2 separate regions of the Mus musculus genome follow, and region 2 is linked to region 1. Evidence: chromatin loops called from intact Hi-C (ENCODE). Cell type or tissue: gastrocnemius. All regions are shown on one strand. Links, peaks and the distances in the headings refer to the core of each region. The heading gives the core; the rest is flanking DNA. Region 1 has its middle 34 kb from the start of Cckar. Region 2 overlaps Stim2 (stromal interaction molecule 2).

Region 1 (12,117 bases), core at 1,823-9,822:
ATACTGCCATTTATCTGTCATAGGAACAAATGACAGCTCTGCTTGCCTGTGCCCTTGTTCCCGTTCCTCTCCTTCCTCTCCCCTGCAGTTAAGACGTTTTTTGTTTGTTTAAATCTTTAGTCAAAACCCACATTCTGATGAATTTGTTTCATTGTTCATTTCCGATACTACAGAAAGACTATTGTAACGGAAATGGAAGTACTGAAAATTTCAAAAGAAAAGAGAGGGGGTATGTTTCAAGATACTCGGGTAGGCACAACATTTTTAGTAGGACACAATAGAACAGAAATTAGCCCCACATATCAACAGATGGGGTTCCATCAAAATAGAAAGTTTCTGTGTAGCCAAGGGAGCCATCAGCAAAGCACATAGGCCAGAGAAAGGGAGCGATCTTAACCAGCTATCCTTGAGGCCCAGCTAATGCCTAGAGTGTACAAAGTATTGCAGAAATCAAGTCCCAAGGAAATAAGATGGCCAATTGATGAATGGGGAAGTGAACTGAATAGACAGCATTCAAAAAAGACAAATAAATGACCAATGCGCCCCCCACCCAAAAAAAAAAAAAGTATTCCATGTCCCAGGTCATCAGGGAAATGCAGACTAAAACTACTTTGAAATACCACCTCACCCCAGTGAGAATGTCTATCATCAACAAATACGACAATGTTGGAGAGGGTGTGGAGAGGAAGGAGTGATGGTTTGTATATGTTCGGCCCAGGGAGTGGCACTGTTGGGAGGTATGGCCTTGTTGGAGTAGGTATGTCACTGTGGGTGTGGGCTTTAATAGCCTTGTCCTAGCTGCCTGGGAGCCAGTCTTCCACTAGCAGCCTTCAGATGAAGATGTAGAACTCTCAGCTCCCGTGGCTCCAGCCACATATGTAGCAGAGGCTAGCCTTGTCGGGCATCAATAAGAGGAGAGGCCCTTTGTCCTGAGAAGGCTTGATGCCCCAGTGTAGGGGAATGCCTGGGCCAGGAAGCAGGAGTGGGTGGGTTGGTGAGCAGGGGGAGGGAGAATGGGATAGGGGGTTTTCAGAGGGGAAACTAGGAAAGGGAACCACACTTGAAATGTAAATAAAGAAAATATCTAATTTACAGAAAAAAAAAAAGAGTTGGACATTGTACTGGCTGGTTTTGTGTGTCAACTTGACACAGGCTGGAGTTATCACAGAGAAAGGAGCTTCAGTTGAGGAAATGCCTCCATGAGATCCTGCTGTAAGGCATTTTCTCAATTAGTGATCAGGGGGGAAAGGCTCCTTGTGGGTGGTGCCATCCCTGAGCTGGTACTCTTGGTTCTATAAGAGAGCAGGCTGAGCAAGCCAGAGGAAGCGAGCCAGTAAAGAACATCCCTCCATGGCCTCTGCATCAGCTCCTGCTTCCTGACCTGCTTGAGTTCCAGTCCTGACTTCCTTGGTGATGAACAGCAATGTGGAAGTGTAAGCCGAATAAACCCTTTCCTTCCAACTTGCTTCTTGTTCCCGATGTCTGTGCAGGAATAGAAACCCGGACTAAGACAGCTGTGAAGAAAGTAAAGTGAGGGAAAACTATGCACTCATGAACCCCAGGAAAAGCACAGTCCTTCCTTTAAGAGCAGAGTCTGGCCACAGAGTGCCCCATAGGCTGCTTTGTTTTATTTTCATACTTTCAGGTAAATTTTGTTTCTCAGCATTTACCAACATGAGTACTTTCTGCTAATCTTTTTACTTTATTATTTTATTTTAAAAAACTTGGAAATACATGTAAAAATACATACCAAAACTGACCAGACCCAAAGACTATACAACCAACGTAATGAACTTGCACAGCTGGCATTCAGGATGGAAGCAGTGAACCTTCCAGTTAAGTCTGACACTTTGTTTCAAATGTATCTTCCGCACTTATCCGCTACCATGTGTATTCCTTAGCTGGTGGCTTAGACCCCAGAAGCTCTGGTTGGTTCATATTGTTGTTCCTCCTACCGGGCTGCAAACTTCTTCAGTTCCGTCAGACCTTTCTCTAGCTCCTGCCTTGGGGACCCTGTGCTCAGTCCAATGGATGACTGTGAGCATCCACCTCACATCCAACTCTTTATTTCACAATGCTCCAACAATTCAAAGTTGCTGTGTGTGTCTGACACAGGTCATAGCACTGGAGATCAACAGGGAATAACTTACACTTGGTTAAAATCTAAAATAGTTTGGTTTTTTTAAATTTTTGTTTTTTTTTTGAGACAGGGTTTCTCTGTGTAGCCCTGGCTGTCTTGGAACTCACTCTGTAGACCAGGCTGGCTTCGATCTCAGAAATCTACCTGCCTCTGCCTCCCGAGTGCTGGGATTAAAGGCATGAGTCACCACTGCCCGGCCTGGCTAAAATCCATCATAGTTAACGTCCCAAATATTTAGCTGTACACTTGTATACATTGTATAACCCTCCCCCTGTTTTCTTTGTTTACACCTTTGGTTTTATTTATTTTCTTTTCTGGAAAACTTTAGGATTATTGTTTAAGATTCTTTTTCGTTTGTTGTCACACAGTAATATACATCATATGCGCTTCTGTGCACCCCGCTCCCAACACACATGACCAGGTTGACCAGGTAGTTACTGGGGTGTGACAATACCTCCCAGTGATGAAACCTCATTGCTCTTCTTTCGGGGATTCCCACCCGTCGGACCCCTCCCCCACCCTCCATCCCAGGTCCGCTCTTTAATTTTCTCCTCTTCATCATAGTCATCCTTTCCCTTTTTGTTCCATGTTCGACGATTTTCCTTTAACCGTTTTTGGACACCACCCCCTTCCGTTTTTCACCTGTCTCTTCTATTTATATGGGCTTGATTTATTGAAGCCCACCTGGGTTTACTAACTGGCGGGGATGGGGAACTGGGGACCCTGCTTCAGGTGTCCACTGGAACAAACAGGAGCCTTGCGTTTGCTCGCTCAGGGAGGCACTCCGTGGGAGGAAGGTCTAGGATTGTGGCCCTGAGTGGTCAGAAACTGAGTGTTTGCTCAGCTCCAGACAGGCCAGTGGGAGGTGTCAGGGAGAAGAGTGGAGCAGTGCCTGGATAAGGGTTGGCTCAGGTACAGCCCTTCATCTAACCTTTGTTGATAGCCTCACTTCTCCGTGCCTCTTTAAACCTTTAGTTTCACAAGTGACTGGGAAAAGTATAGTTTAAATAAGTCAAAGATTTGAGGGTGACAGAAAACTTTGAGTGGACCCAGTCCTGAGGTAAAGAATTTGGCCCTGCATGCATTTCTTCTAGGCTCCGCCCAGCAGTTACCTACCATCAGCCAGGTGTGAGCCTGGCTTGCAAAAGGACTGTTCGCCTTCCCTGTCTTCTCTTTTCTTCTTCCCCCTCCGCCTTCCTCTTCTTCCTCTCCTCTCTCTCCTCTTCCTCCTCCACTCCGTCTCTCTGCCCTCCCTCCATGTTCCTGCCTGGCTCCCACCCACCCTTTCTCTCTCTCTTTCTGTGCTCTGTCCCCTCGCTTTCTCTGCCTCCACTCAATTCTCACCCCCCTTCTCGTGCCCCAAATAAACTTCATTTTATACTAGACCAGGCGTATGGCTGGTACTGGGGGCGGGATCCTCAGCATGCCCCCCCCCCCCCCCCCCGATAAGATGCCACCTCATTACAAAACACCAGAAGGATCGAGAAATGAACAGGTCTCTCTCTCTCTCTCTCTCTCTCTCTCTCTCTCTCTCTCTCTCTCTCTCTTATATTTAAAACCTTACATTCCATTAATTTTTTTCCACCTTAACAAAATAACGAAATCATTTTTTTTTTTCGTTACCCATCCCTCCCCCTCCCCCCGAGTCAGGGTTCTCTGTGTAGCCCTGGCTATCCTGGAACTAACTGTAGAACAGGCTGGCCTCGAACTCAGAAATCTGCCTGCCTCTGCCTCCCAAGTGCTGGGATTAAAGGCGATCGCCACCACTGCCCGTCAAAATCTTTTTCCTCAGTGATCTTGGTTGGGAAGTAAGGTTCCGCGATTGACTGAAGAATGATGCCCCAGTCTTAAATAGTATGTAAATGCAAAGAGTGTTTTTAATCTGCAGAAGTCCAGCATGCTGGGGTCTCCCATTACCAAGATAAAGAGGCATCCTCACCCCCCAAGTGAGCTTGCAGGCCCAGTTTATAGCACATTAGGGGAATTCTGTGGAAGGCAGGCTTTGTCTACTTTATCTCTAGGCATTCCGAAACCATTACCAGGGCGTGGTGACTGCAAGCTGTTTCTGAGGAATCCCGGGGTTGGTGGGCTTTGTCTTACTTCAACTCTAAGGACATTCCATTCCCCTGGTGTGGAGGCTGGAAACTGCTGGCCCTTTGTCCTTGCTGAAGGTCAGGTGATGGGGCAGTTTCTGATTAGCAGTCTGGAGCCAGGGTTTTTAGGGCTGGAATCAGCCTAGCTTTCTCAGAGGTTTGATCGACAAGAAACAGGGCTCACCTGGAGCAGCAGAGCACTGTCCCGAGGATTAGGCTTGCTGGGGGCTCCAGATGCTGTCCCCCTCAAGCCCCTGAGCAGCACCTGGAACCAGGAGCATGTCCTTCTAATTTGAATAAGGGAAAGAGATGTCTTAGTACCTTCTGGCTGGCCAGCTAGTCCCAGGAAGCCCTCTTGTCTCTGCCTCCCCAGTACTAAGATTGTAGCCATGTGCCCAAGACTACATATTTGCTTGTTCATTCATTCATGTATTCATTTATTCATTTTTCTTTTTGTGTGAGTGGTGGGATTGAGTCAGGTCCTCGTGGTTGTGTGGTTAACACTTTATTAGCTAATCCACCTCCCCCAACCCTAGCGTCTTTTCATCCTATCATCGGAGAGAACCACTGCCTCATGAGGCTGGAGGCTCCCCAAGACCTCTGACAATTCCTAATTTCTGCTTGCAACCCAACCTCACCTTGCCAGGGCAAGTTGCCCTCTAGGTTTACGCTCATTCCAAAGTTCTGCTGTGTTGGGATGGAAACCTGGATCCCAAGGAGAGTCATCAAATCCCCGTACAGGGCTGGACTCGAGCACAGCTTCTGAAGTGACACCAGTTTACAGGGTGATGGAGTCCAGGCGGGGTCTTCTTGCTCTGTGTGGACTCTCATGTGACTCTCTGCTGCCTCCCTGTGGTCAGTAGTGGGGAAGGTCGTCCATGTGCTGTGCTAACCCAGTTTCAGAACTGGAGTGTCACAAACCATCACAGATCCTACTTTTGAGTGTGAAATGGACAGGTTAGGCACAGAGAACAGATGTTTGGACCCACCTGCCTTATAATGATAGTTATACTGGATATATATCTATATATCAATATCTATATGCATATATATATGTATGTATATATATATATATATATATATATATATATGTATATATATATATATGTATATGTCTTACCTGAAGACTCACCTGAGGGTTTCTGGGCTTCACTCCCACAGTATCTGAATCAGGAAGGCTGTGTTGGGCTTAAGAAGTGACATTTTATAGACGTTCCAGGTGGTGGTGATGCTGACCCAAGATCCCCCCCCCCCCCCACACACACACACCTCCACCCTTGTCTTGTGTCTCAGGGGACTGGCCCGTGTCACCATCTCTAAAGTCTCTCAGTTGTGCTTTGGCACTCTCCCTCTCACAAGAAAATACCTACAATGTGTGTAAGGGGCTTGCCATTGAAATGGTTCTTTTCCTTTCAAAGGTTCGCACTAGTCAGTGTGAAAAGTGTACCATTGCATCTTCACACATGCATGTCATTGGACTCTGTTCTCATTTATCTCCTTCCATTGCCTGCACATGTTCCCCCAACCTAGTGCTTTTCCCTCCCAGTTAGCGTCCCGGTCTACTTTAGCACCTCTCTAGGCTCTCTCCTCCTGTCTCATGATACATCCTGCCCTGACTAGTTCTTTGTCAGCTTGACAGAGGCTAGAGTTATGGGGAAGAGAACCTCAATTGAGAAAATTCCTCCATTAGATTGTCCATGGACAAGACTGTGAGGGGTTTTCTTTTTTCTGACTGACTGATTGATTGATTGATTTAGACTTGGTTTCTCTGTGTAGCTCTGGCTGTCCTGGAACTCACTCTTTAGACCAGGCTGGCCTCAAAATCAAGAGTTCTGCCTGCCTTTGCCTCCTGAGTTCTAGGATTAAGGGTGTGCACCACCACCATCCAGCATTCTTGCAGTTCTTTGTATATTTGGATACTTGTCCCCTGCCAGGTTGCTTCCCTTCCTGTGAGCTGTCTCTTCATTCTGATGATGTTGTTCTTTGTGGTGCAGATGCTTAAAGTCAACTGGAATGAGCCTGGCTCTCTTCTTGAAAAAGCATGAGCAAGACCCAATCTGTTGGGAGCTATTAAGACAACACAATTGTCCTGATCTCTGAATTGGGCCTCCCTCCCACCCCCCCCCCCCCCCGAGAAGAAAAGGGGGTCAAAAGCAGGCCACCGACACATTGCTCCGAGAACAACCACAGATTGTTCCAGCCCAAAGTCAGCTCCGGATGTTCTGACCACACCCTGATACCACCAAGTTCCTGCTTCCCCATGTAGTCGCCAAAAGAAAAAATTTCCCGCTGCCCCATCTCTCCTGCTGAGAAGTACTTCCTCTTTTTCTGCTGCCCCATTCCTCCTGCTGAGAAGTACTTCCCCTTTTGCTTGTGCATTTAAGCCTTGAGCCTTGCTAATACAGTGACACCTTGATGCTATTCAGAATAGTTCCATGTAGTTCCTCACACTTGGTGTCTGTCTTTTCTCTCCCCCCATTTGGTTCATAGGAGAAGGTCCCCTCAAGACCCTCGAATAACTGGACCTGCTGGACGGGTCACCAATCCTTCACTAGTGTTGCTTCTTGACTCGAGAAAGTTCAAAAAGTAGGGAATTTAAAGGCTGGGGTCAGGGGAAGTAGGATAGGCGTGCCCTCTCTGTTGTGGAAAGACGCAGCTCTCAGGAAGGCTTGCTGAGTCATGTAATTAATACATGACTCCTAGATTATAGTTTATCTTTCCCTGGATTTCCGACTCCATTGACAGCTAAGGTAAATGTAGCTTGAGAGCTAGAAAACAGACCTCGCTCCTTACCCTGAGGTAATCCACCACTGTGTTTGCTGATTAATAAATTTGTTTACTAGCTAAGACTGCCAGATTTCTTATCAAAGACAGACAGGTTTTCCTTGCTCACGGCTTCACAATAAACGATGCACAAGTTCAGATATAAGCTTCCACAGATGTAATCTGTTACTTCCTTACCTAAACTCAGTGACTAAATGCTTCATATTTCCTCTTCTTGCTATGCCACTGGCCTAACCTAGTTCTTATAAGTTAGCCTAACTCTAATATTCCACTCTATGATCCAACTGTGCGATCACAAGCCCAAACATAAGTTTCCTTTGATTGCCTTTTAACTATAGACTTGAGGTATTTCTCACAATAAACTATATCATCAACTATATTCACAAGGTCAAGGTTTCAAATGTCCTTTGTCTCTCAAATGTAAACTTAAAATTGTTTCTCATTTTGCTAAATTTATATATATATCCAGTTTCTTAGACAGAAGGAAAAAAGCCTTCTTGCTTCTTCTGCTCCATGAAAGGTTTATGTCTTCCCTAAGCTCATCTGAAAGACTGTTCATGCTGTTAACAAATTTATCGCTTTTGTAAATGTATAAGCTCCAGGAAACCCACTCAGATCCACCTCTCATGGACCAAATGGACTCCTCCCAGTTAAGTACACCTTCCTGTTCCAGAGGATGGGATTCCTGTCCTGGGCCCTCGAATCCCCCAACACCCCCAGACCTAAGGGTTTCAAATGTACACCTAAAAAATTTTCTCCCAAACGTACTTAACTTTATTCTCTACCTATAATGTGTGTGTGTGTGTGTGTGTGTGTGTGTGTTTCAGCATCTTGTCAAGTCCAGACGTTTGCTACATCCAGGATAGCTCCAGAGAAGCAACCCACAGATGCTCCAATCTTTTGCATAGACACAGACGCTTCGACAGGACCTGCTCCTTCCTGTCTGTCCACAGACCACAGATAGTTCTATAGGCCCTGGACAGCAAGAAAAAGGTCCCGAGACTCTCCTGAGACTGGACCCACATCCCCATACCCATTTTCCTAGGTTTCCCAGAGACATGTCATCCCAGAGTCATCGGGAAGTAACTAATGATCATGATGACCCTATTCCTGCCCCACCATCACCTCTTTCTAATTTTGACATTTTTAATTAAACCACAGTTACCTGGCAAAAGTCAGGTGTGCCTGACTCACAATAAAAGGGGCTGCTTGGCCCCTCCTCGCTCTCTTGTCTTCTTGGTCCGTCCTCTTGCTCCTAACCTCCCCTCCCCACTTCCCTCCCCTCCTCTCTCCAAGTGCTTATGGCCTGCCTCTAGTCCTCTTCTCTCTCTCTCTCTGCCTTTCTCTGCCTCTACTCCCCCAACTCCCCTCCCCATGCTGTGAATATACTCTATTCTATACTATACTGTCTATAAATAAACTCTATTCTATACTATACTGTCTATAAATAAACTCTATTCTATACTATACTGTCTATAAGTAAACTCTATTCTATACTATACTGTCTATAAATAAACTCTATTCTATACTATACTGTCTATAAATAAACTCTATTCTATACTATACTGTCTATAAGTAAACTCTATTCTATACTATACTGTCTATAAATAAACTCTATTCTATACTATACTGTCTATAAATAAACTCTATTCTATACTATACTGTCTATAAATAAACTCTATTCTATACTATACTGTCTATAAATAAACTCTATTCTATACTATACTGTCTATAAATAAACTCTATTCTATACTATACTGTCTATAAATAAACTCTATTCTATACTATACTGTGTGGCTGTTCCTTCAGGAGCAAGCGATGCCTCAGCATGGACCTGCAGAGACACCCCTTCCCCCATACCTGACTATACCTCCACCACACATATTCCTTCTCTCCCTTATATTTTGATAAAACACAACCCTGAGGTTTTGCATTTCTGTATAACAATGCAAATCTCACCCCACAGATGCTCCTCAGTGGAAGTCTTTTGTGGAGGAATTGAGGCCTGAGGTCTGGGGGAGGGTAAGATATGAAGCAGAACCTTCAATCTCATGCAGCCCAGAGTTACTGCAATTGACCAATGACACACAATATCCAAAGTCCTGGAGTCATTAAGGAGAGGAGGAGATGGGAAACTGTCTATAGCCCCTGTCTTTTGACGACAGCCTTCCACCTAGAGGGAAGGAGACCCCCTCCCAATGTTACAGGTGAGGTGACTGGCAGCCACTTAAACAACACTCTCATTGGCTTCATCACCTGGAGCTCCAAGGCGTGCTCGCCCACATGAGATAAGCCCATGGTGAGGGCACACAGGTGTGCAGGATCTCACAGATGCAACAGTGAAGCATTCAGGCAGTGCATGCGGTGGTTCCCACACAGGGCAAAGCCTTGAGAGGCAAACAGTGACAGAGATAAATTTTCAAAAGAGTTCAGCAAGCAAATATTGACCTTAGTCAGACTCCTTTGAACTAACAGGAGAACGTGTGCAGCCAAACACACACGTTCCACAACGCGCTGGGCATCCGAAGAGATTAGACACATTGATTGCTCATTTATTTACTTACAAAAAGAAGATAATCAGGTCACAGGTTGATCATAAATTTCACCTCAGTGAGCAGAGCCTTAAGTCTGAGTGAGGATGAGGAGTTGAAGTTTGTAACATGGGTACCGGAGACCGTAAGGAGAGGAGAAACATCTTAATTGTATCCTGTAGTTCCTGGACCAGATATTCTAGTATCCAGGAAAGTGCTGTCTTACAGTCCTAGAGCCTCTGTGCATGCCACATCTTAAGGGCCAGCATCCTCCCCTGTGAGCTGCTTTCTTGAGCTGCCACGAATAGTCCAACCCTGTTGCGTCTAGGTACCAGTGCAGGTCGTACCGGGAGGCAGGAGTAAAAGCGTTTCGGGACCTGCTGTATCTGCATGGCCGTTCTGTTGAGCTGTCTCCTGAGCTTTGCTTGTCTCTGCCTCTGGCATTCTTTCCATGGTCCCTAGCATCCAGGCCTCTGTCACTCTTGCATGGGTTTCTCTTGTCTTCTCTTTGCCTAGGATCCCCTCATACATCCTGGTTTCCATGTAAACCAATGGGATGTCCTAAATTTAAAGAGGTACCACATCTCTCTCTTAATCCTGTTGCCCATGGCTAGGCAAAGAGGCTCAGATGACAAGGATGCTTGTCTCAGAGACTGCCCCTTGAACTCAATCAAGCATGCAATCAGCATGGTGAGCAGAGAGAAACAACTCCCAAAAGTTGTCCTCTGATCTCCACATGCATATGGTGACACATAACACACCCCAGCCCCCCCCCCCACCATAATTTTTTTTTTAATTATAAACCTATTCTGTGGAACCTAAAATTTCTAGCCTCATAAAAGGTACTATAATTAATAAATGTAAGTTGATAGTCCACTGACTATAAATGATCAAATCCTTTAATGTGTTCAGAAATATATTTTAAAAGCCAGGCGTGGTGGCGCACGCCTTTGATCCCAGCACTTGGGAGGCAGAGGCAGGCGGATTTCTGAGTTCGAAGCCAGCCTGGTCTATAGAGTGAGTTCCTGGACAGCCAGGGCTACACAAAGAAACCCTGTCTCGAAAAACCAAACCAAACCAAACCAAAAAAAAAAAAAAAAAAAAAAAACAAAGAAAAAGGAAAGAAATATATTTTAAGTCGTGCAAAGAACTGGTGCAGTGAATTACGAGATTAAGCCAACACATTCCCCGTGGCTGAGTCAATTGTCAGAGCTCATTTTGAGTGTAGCCAGGGAAGTCTGGCATATTCAGTCCTGCCCTCCCATTTCCTCTCCCATCTCCTCTTTCCTTTATCTTTTCTGTCTCTGCATCCCCGCCTACTCCTCCCTCTCCCTCATCAGTTCTTCTTGTCTTCTATCTGTTGTGTTGAAAGCCTTGTCGTTTGCTTCTGTCGGGAATACCTTTTCCCTCAACCCTGTCATCTTTAATCCAGCATGATCTATTGAGCTAGACCCAAATGTCACATCCTCTGCAGACCCTTGGCTGCATCCCTCAAGCCCGCTGTCACTCAGAGTCTCCTGTTCTTTCCCTACTCGCCTTCCCCCCGGGTGTATTCCTCATTTCTGATTCTTGAGAGTCTCATCTGCATATGAGAAAGGGCAGGCATCTTGGAGGAAAGGGGTGGTCCTGGGAGGCCTTAGGCCTTCTATTTTCAGAGTTGTAGGGCTTGCAAGACGGATTAAGTTATATTTGGTAATTACTCAAATAGGTGTTCGTGGAGAGGCGGGCAGGGAATGAGTGTTCGTCTTGCTTGCTTGCCGCGGGCAGCACAGCAGCTCCAAGACGCCATCTCATTAAGCAGAAAAGCATCACCCCGCTGAGCTGCTTTCCCCAAGCTTGCCTGGTACCCAACTGATGCCTGGAGATACCTCGGGCCAAGGAGAACTCAATCCAGGGAGCCACAGAACTTGCCTGGATTATAGGGACCCTTGATCCTTACCCACTCTTAAGACATCCAGCGAGGGAAGCTGGCAAAATATGCAAAGTGCCACAAGATACGGTCACCGAAGGCACCCTTGGCCAAACAAGCTAAGGCAGGAGATATGACAGAGACTACAGAGAATAGAAGTGTCTAGAACTTCTGTCCAAGGTAAAAGATTAAGAAAAAAAATAAGCCTCTCCAAGGTGGGCAGGAGTCCAATTTGTTGGTTGTTGATTCCACTTCATTTTTCTGCTTATGACAGGATGTGGCTTTGTAAACAAGCTGGCGTGGAGCTCTCCATTCTCCTACCTCAGCACCTCCCCCACTTGACCCCGCCCCACCCCGCCCACCCCGCCCCGCCCCCGACCCCGACCCCAACCCACTGCTGGCTCTCACACCTGGCTCAGGAGTGAATGTTTCTTCCAGTTCTCACCACTTGTTTTCTTCCCTCTACAAGTAAACAAAACCAAACCAAACCATGTGGCATGAACTGTGAGCTATTCTCAGAGGATGAAGAACCAATTCGTATTATCTTCCCGTAAGTCAGCTGCTCTAAAAAGCATCCCGCTGATGTAACAAAAAAAGACAATCAACCCAAAGAGAAAAGGTTAACTTTGGTTCATACTGTTGAAGGCTTGAGACCATAGC
Region 2 (8,000 bases), core at 1-8,000, 440 kb after region 1:
GTTTTCCGATTTTGAAAACATGTCTGTATCTTGGCTGATAATTTTCTACTGGTTTTATGATTAATAGAGTCAAAACCAGGATCAACTTCGCTGGTTATAGAAGTAGTCATTTTCCTGAACCTAGCTTTATTCTTTACCTTTTGGGTCTAGGCAGAAAAAATTAAAAAGAAGAGAAGCACAGTCTTTGGGACCCTGCACGTTGCACACAGCTCCTCCCTGGACGAAGTAGACCACAAGATTCTGGAAGCCAAGTGAGAATGCTGTGCTGTCTGTCTGTCTGTCTATGCTCAGCTGTGTGCATGTACTATGTAGATATGTGTATTTAATCAGTGAAGCATGTGTAATGACATAATTGATACTGATTCGGAGATTGGATAATTTCTTCCTCTCATCAGTCAGGTTCTGCGGTCTCGTCCTGTTGTTTTAATTTTACTGTCATATTGAAGGCTTCAGTCCGATAAGTAATTCACCCGTTGACTTTTCAGGAAAGCCCTCTCTGAGCTGACCACGTGCTTGCGAGAACGGCTTTTTCGCTGGCAGCAGATTGAGAAGATCTGTGGCTTTCAGATAGCTCACAACTCTGGGCTCCCCAGTCTCACCTCCTCTCTGTACTCTGACCACAGCTGGGTGGTGATGCCTAGAGTCTCCATTCCACCCTACCCTATTGCTGGAGGAGTTGATGACCTCGATGAAGACACACCCCCAATCGTGCCACAGTTTCCAGGTGAGTGTTCAGTAAAGAGTTCAAGCGCTGCTTTGGTTTTTTTTGTTTTTTTTTTGTTTTTAACTTATTTTTTATTAGGTATTTTCTTCATTTACATTTCTTTTTTTTTAATTTATTTTTTTATTACATATTTTCCTCAATTACATTTCCAATGCTATCTCAAAAGTCCCCCATACCCTCCTCCCCCACTTTCCTACCCACTCATTCCCATTGTTTTTGGCCCTGGCGTTCCCCTGTACTGGGGCATATAAAGTTTGCAAGTCCAATGGGCCTCTCTTTCCAGTGATGGCCGACTAGGCCATCTTTTGATACATATGCAGCTAGAGTCAAGAGCTCCGGGGTACTGGTTAGTTCATAATGTTGTTCCACCTATAGGGTTGCAGATCCCTTTAGGTTTGGTTTTTAAAGTAGGTACGTGACACGACCTTTTAGGAGTGATGGACTTTGAAACTTAAGGGGAAAAATACATTCTTCTTTGCTACTTTTTAACATATTTTTCTCTTTTCCCCATACATTCTCACATATATTCTTTGTATGTGTGTTATATATTCTGTCTTAGAAATCTACCTGATCAAGAAGTATGGATACTTAATTTATATAACTTATCACATTTATATTTCAACAGTCGTCATATTAACTCATGGTAGGGCTTTGCTTTTAAGCATTACTTACCATTAAGTTAAACTGAGAGAGTCACATCAGAAAGGGGAGTACAGCTTTATGACTGCTGATGGTTATATCAGTGACATGCTGAACTCTGAGGGAAAACTGCAGGAGAAGGAAGTGTTGGGAGCTGGGTTTGGATGCTGGCTCTGCTGTAGTCAGTGCTTGACTCTTCTGTCAGCTTATGGTTTGTCCCATTCCCAAGGCTTTTCTTTCTTTCTTTCCTTTTTTTTTTTTTTTTTTTGGTAATATTTTTGTTTTGCTTTTCAGTGCATTCTTTTATTAATAGTGTTGCCCTGTTCTGCTTAACTCATGGAGAACTAAGTCTTTCTGTCTTCAGCAAAATTCAACTGTGCTTGTTTATGAAAACTTAGATGTGATCTGTATATGTGTATGTATCAAACATATATGCATGCACGTAAGATGTGCTAGTTGTTTTAAGATGAGCCTTGCTGTGTAGCTCAGGCTAGCCTCCTGCCTTAGCCTTCTGAGTATTAGGACTGTACTTGTACGCCAGCGTAATGTTTTTCTAGAATGTGAGTCCTTCGGAAGGGAGCTTTTGTATTAATATTTGTTATTAATATTTGTGTGTTAATATTGCGTAGTGTTGCGTGCTCTGCTTTTGTGTGTGTTAATATTGCGTAGTGTTGCGTGCTCTGCTTTTGTGTTTTACTTTGTAGAGAACAATCTTGGTAAGATAAAATTTGAATGCTTGAACTCCTGACTTTCTGCAGTTACAGATGTTTTCAGTTTACAGGTTTTTATATTAGAAATTATTCTTTACCCTTATTACCGCTTGCCTGGTCTATTTTTCCAATACTTAGGACTTCTTTTTTTTATCATGTCAATAGAATGAAGCTCTGAAGAGTGGAGAACTAACTCTGTTAGCTTAGTTCTTGGTTGACTGACATCTCAAACTATTAGATTTTGATGACAGTCAAGCCATCTTATCTGAGAATTTCCAGTTTGGCCTTTTCTGTTCAATGTTGCAGCTTTCCTGAGACTGTTAGAACAGTTCTGATTATACAAGAGAGTTGTGATCAAATCCAGCTCTTAATCTGACAGATAACTCCCGGTCAGTGGGACCGCTTTTGTCTTTTCCCTGGCTTTGAGTCTGTTACTGGCATAGTGGGGTGAGGAGGCAGTAACTCTCCCAGGGAGAGCATTGGCTTGTAAGTTTGGGGAACACTGGAAGCAGGAGACCTCATTTGTCTCCTTGTCTGGACTATGAGCTGGTGATGGTTGAGTTGCGTCTGTATTCAAGCTGGCTTGCAATTTGAATTTGTCTATTTGCTTATTGGCTTATATATGTGCTCTTATATAACACTGAAATCATAAGTGCATATTTATTTGAAAACTAAGCCTTTTAAAAATAGTTTTTCTTTAAAATATGTAATTGTTGAGAATCATAATTGTGCTTGAGGAAGATCAATTTCTTTAGTTAAATCTTTTTCTTGCCTTTTTAGAAGCACTTTTGGGAGTTTGGAAATGGCAAAACTTTATTTTTATTTACTTTTTTTTGATCCATTAAAAGAAGATACACTAAATGTGAATAATTGGCATATGTTTTAAATAACTGTGGTAATATACATAGACATTTATACTTGTAAGTGTGAAAAAGTACAAGAGCTGGTTTGAAATGTTATAGGAAGTTTTAGAAATTAATCTGATCGCTCATAGAATTGGAGAGCTGTGCCTCCACCTAGTGGCCACGTAGGGTGCTCCATTTTGCTTTGTAAGTCCTGAACTTTATAAAACAAAGGCTGTTAGCCTGAAGTGTACTATGGTAGGATGAAGGTGCTTCATTTAAGGATCTCTTTATTGGCTATGTGTTCCTTATGCTTGAAACAATGCCCAGTAAGCACACTTATTGAAGGTAAATCGCAAAGGAAGAGAGTCTAATACACATAATAAGACTGTCTGTAGTTTTACATGAAGAAACCCCAGAAACTGTTAGTTGATGAATAGAGGATGGAATTACTCCTCCTTCCCCAGGTTTTAAGTATCTGCTAAATCCTTTCAGAGTAGAATGTAGTAGTAATGTATTCCAAACTTCTCATAAAGCCCTTTGAACATTCTTAAGGTCACTGAAGCCTGTGCCCATCCACTACAAAAGTAAACAGGTTGTCTTACTTGTTTTTCTGAAATGAACCATATCATCTCTCTTTCCCTCTTCTAAAGTTGTGCTTTTCTAAAGCCCATTAGAACATGCTTCCTCTACATATGTAATATCTAATATATACCATTGCTGCATACTTACACCACCTACATAAGTATCATCAAATTATAGATATCATTTTTCAACTTCTTTGCTCAAAATGTGCTTCAGAGCTTTTCTGTGCTTATCCAAGTTAGATTTACTGTGATTGTTTAACATGAGACAACCGAAGCTTGTTTATATACTTAGTAACATGGGCTCTCTCCTTTCCCACTGAGATTCCTTGTATATTTTTCTTTTAAAAACAATAGTAGAAACACAAATTGTTATGTTATACATTATGCACAGCTCTAAGAATTTCTCTGGACCCTTTGAATGATTTTTGATCATTAGGCAAGGATCTCATGGCCAAATTGCCTTCAAAGGGGTTTTGTTTGTTTGCATACTCAGTGTTTATGAGTCCTGCTTCTGTCTCCTCACTCACACTTGGCATGATTAGTTCTGTAGCCTGGATGAATACGAAACAATACTGCACTGTTCCTAAACTCACTTCATCAATAGTTTGGGGATATGTAATGCAAATGTGCAGCCTGCTTCCCTCATCTGTTTTATCCTGAGGCTCTTACAAGGTTTGTTGTCCCACTCTGCTTCCCTCTGTCTTCCCTATCCCCTTCTATCACACTCTCACCACTTAGGGGCTTAACATAATGTGATTTAGAAACTCTTCATTTGGTGTTAGTCTTGTCTGCTGTGTTCTGATATGTGGGCTGTCACTCATAGCCATCATTTTGTTACATTTGCATTCATTATTTAGAAATAATTACCTGCTTATCATTCTGTTTCACTTTCTTTCCTTTTTTGTTCTTTTTTGAAAATATAGCATTGATTAGTATTTTGTTAAGCAAATTAGAAGAAAATATCCTTATTGACACTTTTACTGAAAAGTAACAGTTTAACTAGATAACGGTGTAGATTAATTTCATTCTGTATACTCTCCAAAGTGTTTTCAAGTTCCTGGTGAGAAATTTATCCTCAGTCAAATTAGTGTGGTTTCTCTTTAGGTAATCTCTAATTTCTGATTAGTAGGAGAATTATTTCATTTCTTGCTTTGTGGTTTCTTCATAATGTAATTGGCAAGACAAAAGGTCAGAGCAGACAGGAAAGGTCAAAACTCTTGATTGATTGAGTGTCAGCTGGATCCTAGAAATAAACTCATTCACTGTGATGATGATTGGATGGGTTGGCTAGAGCTGAGTCCTGGGGAAGAGAGCATTGGTGTGCAGCCTGAGGCCTGCTGCTGTCTGAGCCCATTTAATGAAGGCGTGCTCCTTTCCTGGTGCTGTGGCACAGGAAGGATGCCGCATGCATGACGAGCTAGCTTGAGAAGGTTGTTCTTGGGCTGCTTTAGTGTAGGAAAAGAAACAGAGGACCATTCTTTTGTTCCACCTGCATGGGTCTTAGATAGGCAGTAGACACAGGGAGACCTAAGACACAGGCTTCCTGAGGACCTGTGTTCAGGAAGCAAGCTTTGGTTTCAGCTGAGAGACTGTGTAGTCTTCATTTAAACCTTCTTAAAGGTCAGATAGGTTGTGATACGTCAAGACTATCCATTGATACTTTATACAGTGTTTTTCCTCCTGATCCAGTATGAGTGTTCATAAACATTTATCATTTCTTCTAAGTGTGTGATAGAGACTTTAAATCTAAGGGTTATTTTGAATAGCAGTTTAAGTTCTTTTTAATAGTGTTAGATTTTTTTTATAGCAAAACTACATTGGTGTTCATTTATTTTAGTTTTACTTCTGTTACCATTTTAATACATTTGTAATAATTTTTCCATTGGTTGTAGAGAAGGGCATTTGTTGATGTAGTTGCTTGAATAAACATTAAACCGATATTTTACATCAGTTCTCGTGTATACGTTTGGGAGAAGACAGTTAAGGGACATTGGTGGCTATGAGCATTTTCATTGGTTTGTATTTTTCAGGGACCGTGGCTAAACCTGCAGGATCTTTAGCCAGAAGCAGTAGTTTATGCCGCTCTCGTCGCAGCATCGTGCCATCCTCCCCACAGTCTCAGCGAGCTCAGCTTCCTGCTCATGCTCCTCTGGCAGCCCACCCTCGGCACCCTCACCATCCGCAGCATCCCCAGCACTCGTTGCCTTCCCCAGATCCAGACATCCTGTCTGTGTCAAGTTGCCCTGCTCTGTATCGGAACGAAGAGGAGGAGGAGGCTATCTACTTCACTGCTGAGAAACAATGGTATTGGCGTTTATCGTCATAAGTGCGGAGTGTGGGTCTGAGTGGGGCTGAGGGGGGACATGGAGCGTAGAGTGGCAGGAGTGCCACAGTGTATTTTGTGCATGCCACAGACTCAGTGTCTTCACATGACACCTGTTTGTGGACCCCAGTTCTGTATATCTGACGTGCATCTGGCCTGAGTGGGTTTTCTGCTCAGAGTATTAGAGGCTAAAATCAAGGTGCTGGCCCAGCTGATTCTTATGTGAGATCTGGAGTCCCCTTTGTGGTAGAATTCAGTTCTTTGTGCTTATATCACTGAGGTCTTATTTCTGTACCACTCTAAGCATAAGGTCGGTTTGTTTTCAGTTTCTAAAGGCAGTTTCGTTTGCCCAGGGCTTAAGAAAATGTTGAGAAGCTAATGGAGGGAATGATAAAATCAGATGAACTTCATGACTAATTCCTTTGCCACCATGAGTCTAGCAGCATGCAGTTCCTTCTGTGAGGTGTCAGTGCACCGTGCGGCCACGGCTGTCGGGAGCGCACATCTCAGTGCTGCTGGTAACAGACGGACTCTGTTGCTTTCTGATTTTGCCACATGTTAGTAGTGTGGACGGCAGTCTGCGTGGCTCCTGCCACATGGCTCTTGTGACATTAACATCAGATCACTTTTCCCATAATCATCTCACTGCCTAGTGAGAGTTATTTTTTAATTAGCAGACAGTCTTTGGGGCCTGTTCTCAAGGAAACAATTGACGTTTGCATCTCATTGCAAGTATGGGTTTAATGCACCTTCCCACAGGGAGCTAATTATGATTAGCATGTTATTTATGTGTCTTTGTAGTATGACCACAGCCAGCAGCAGGATGGCTTTACCTCTAAGTTGTTTTCCTGTGGTTTCTGGAAGATGGTAGGGGACACCAGAGCTGCCCTGGCCCACAGAATCTTTCCATCATGGAAAGTTAGTTAAGTTCTCATTTCACATAGCTTGTCAAAACTTCGCAGCAGGTTATAAATACGAGAGGAATCTGACTTCAGGGAACGCCTCGGCTGCTCTCCTAGTAATTGCTTCTACTGTTAAGCGGACCTTTCTGTCCATACTCCATTCATAGACACTCACAAGCCGTCACCAGAGTTGTCTGTCTTTTTTCTTTAAACACATATCTTCTTGTAAAACTTACATGTATTTAGCTACAGGTTGCTACAGAGAAAATCATGCAAATGTTGTGTATGATTTCCAAAGGATACAGGCTGTAGAAAGAATGCACATTTAAAAAGACAGAAGCCAGGGGCTGGGGAGACAGCTCAGCAGTGGGGAGCACTGGCAGAGCTTTGATTTTAGTGCAGTGTTCATAGTTCCTCATCCTTTTCCTCAGAAAGTTATATTTCATCAAGCTCATAACTAAACATTAAAGGAAGTGATTAAAATTCCATCTTTTCAAACATATACTGGCAGTTTTGTGGTTCAGAAAGAAAAGTAGTATTGAAGGAGAGCAAAAGTCAAAAAGGCTTAAGAAAATTCAAAACTCAAACATTTTCATCTCCCTGAAAGTTAAAGAAGGCATAGCTTAATTACTTTGCTTGATTGTTATAAATTATCCTAAGTCTGGAGAGTGGCTCAGACAATACAGTGCCTGCGTGAGCATGAACAGAGTTTGGATCCCTGGAACCAGTGTAAGAGCTGTGTATAACCACGAGTCTTAAATCCAGCGGCAGAAGGACTGGACACACATAGATCTCTAGCTCATTAGCCAGTCAGCCTACATGAATTCTCGAGTTCTAGATTTGTTTAGAGACCCTGTCTCTAAAATAGCATGGATAGCTGTCAAGGAAGATTGGCCTGCTCTTGCACACACACAGATAGCCACACAAATACATACACCCACAGTACACACACACACACACACACACACACACACACACACTCGAGGTGGGGAGATGACAGGCTATATTAAAGGAAAGCTTTTCAAGTCTTACATATATTTATACATATATAATCTCTTTTTTATACTAAATAACGAACGGAAGTTGATTTGGTAGAATATTTGCTGTTACGTTAATAACACGTAGCTCTAAAGTATCACCTTTGTCTGTGTCATTCAGGGAAGTGCCAGACACAGCTTCAGAATGTGACTCCTTAAACTCTTCCAGTGGGAGAAAACCGTCTCCCCCTTCAAGCCTTGAGATGTACCAAACATTGTCTTCCCGAAAAATCTCA

The links. Peaks named below come from ENCODE experiments on the same cell type or tissue, not always from the same donor. Only the 100,000 strongest peaks of a DNase experiment are listed, where the experiment ranks them.
Region 2: a loop joins it to region 1, with 3 times the contacts of the local background. A loop is called at or near these places in 18 of 42 quality-filtered maps.

Annotation. Positions count from the first base shown.
Region 1 is chr5:53,667,482-53,679,598 of GRCm38, forward strand. No RefSeq gene overlaps it. Among named protein-coding and RNA genes, the nearest start is that of Cckar, 34 kb to the right of the region's middle. In gastrocnemius, for the core only: a CTCF peak has its summit at 5,080 (motif pointing left); a DNase peak (open chromatin) is centred at 5,078.
Region 2 is chr5:54,110,387-54,118,386 of GRCm38, forward strand. It overlaps Stim2 (stromal interaction molecule 2), which reads left to right. Exons shown (of 12, transcript NM_001081103.2): 9 at 151-251; 10 at 486-724; 11 at 5,533-5,806; 12 at 7,886-8,000. Among named protein-coding and RNA genes, the nearest start is that of Stim2, 120 kb to the left of the region's middle. In gastrocnemius, for the core only: a CTCF peak has its summit at 3,096 (motif pointing left); a DNase peak (open chromatin) is centred at 3,092; H3K27ac peaks cover 3,339 bases.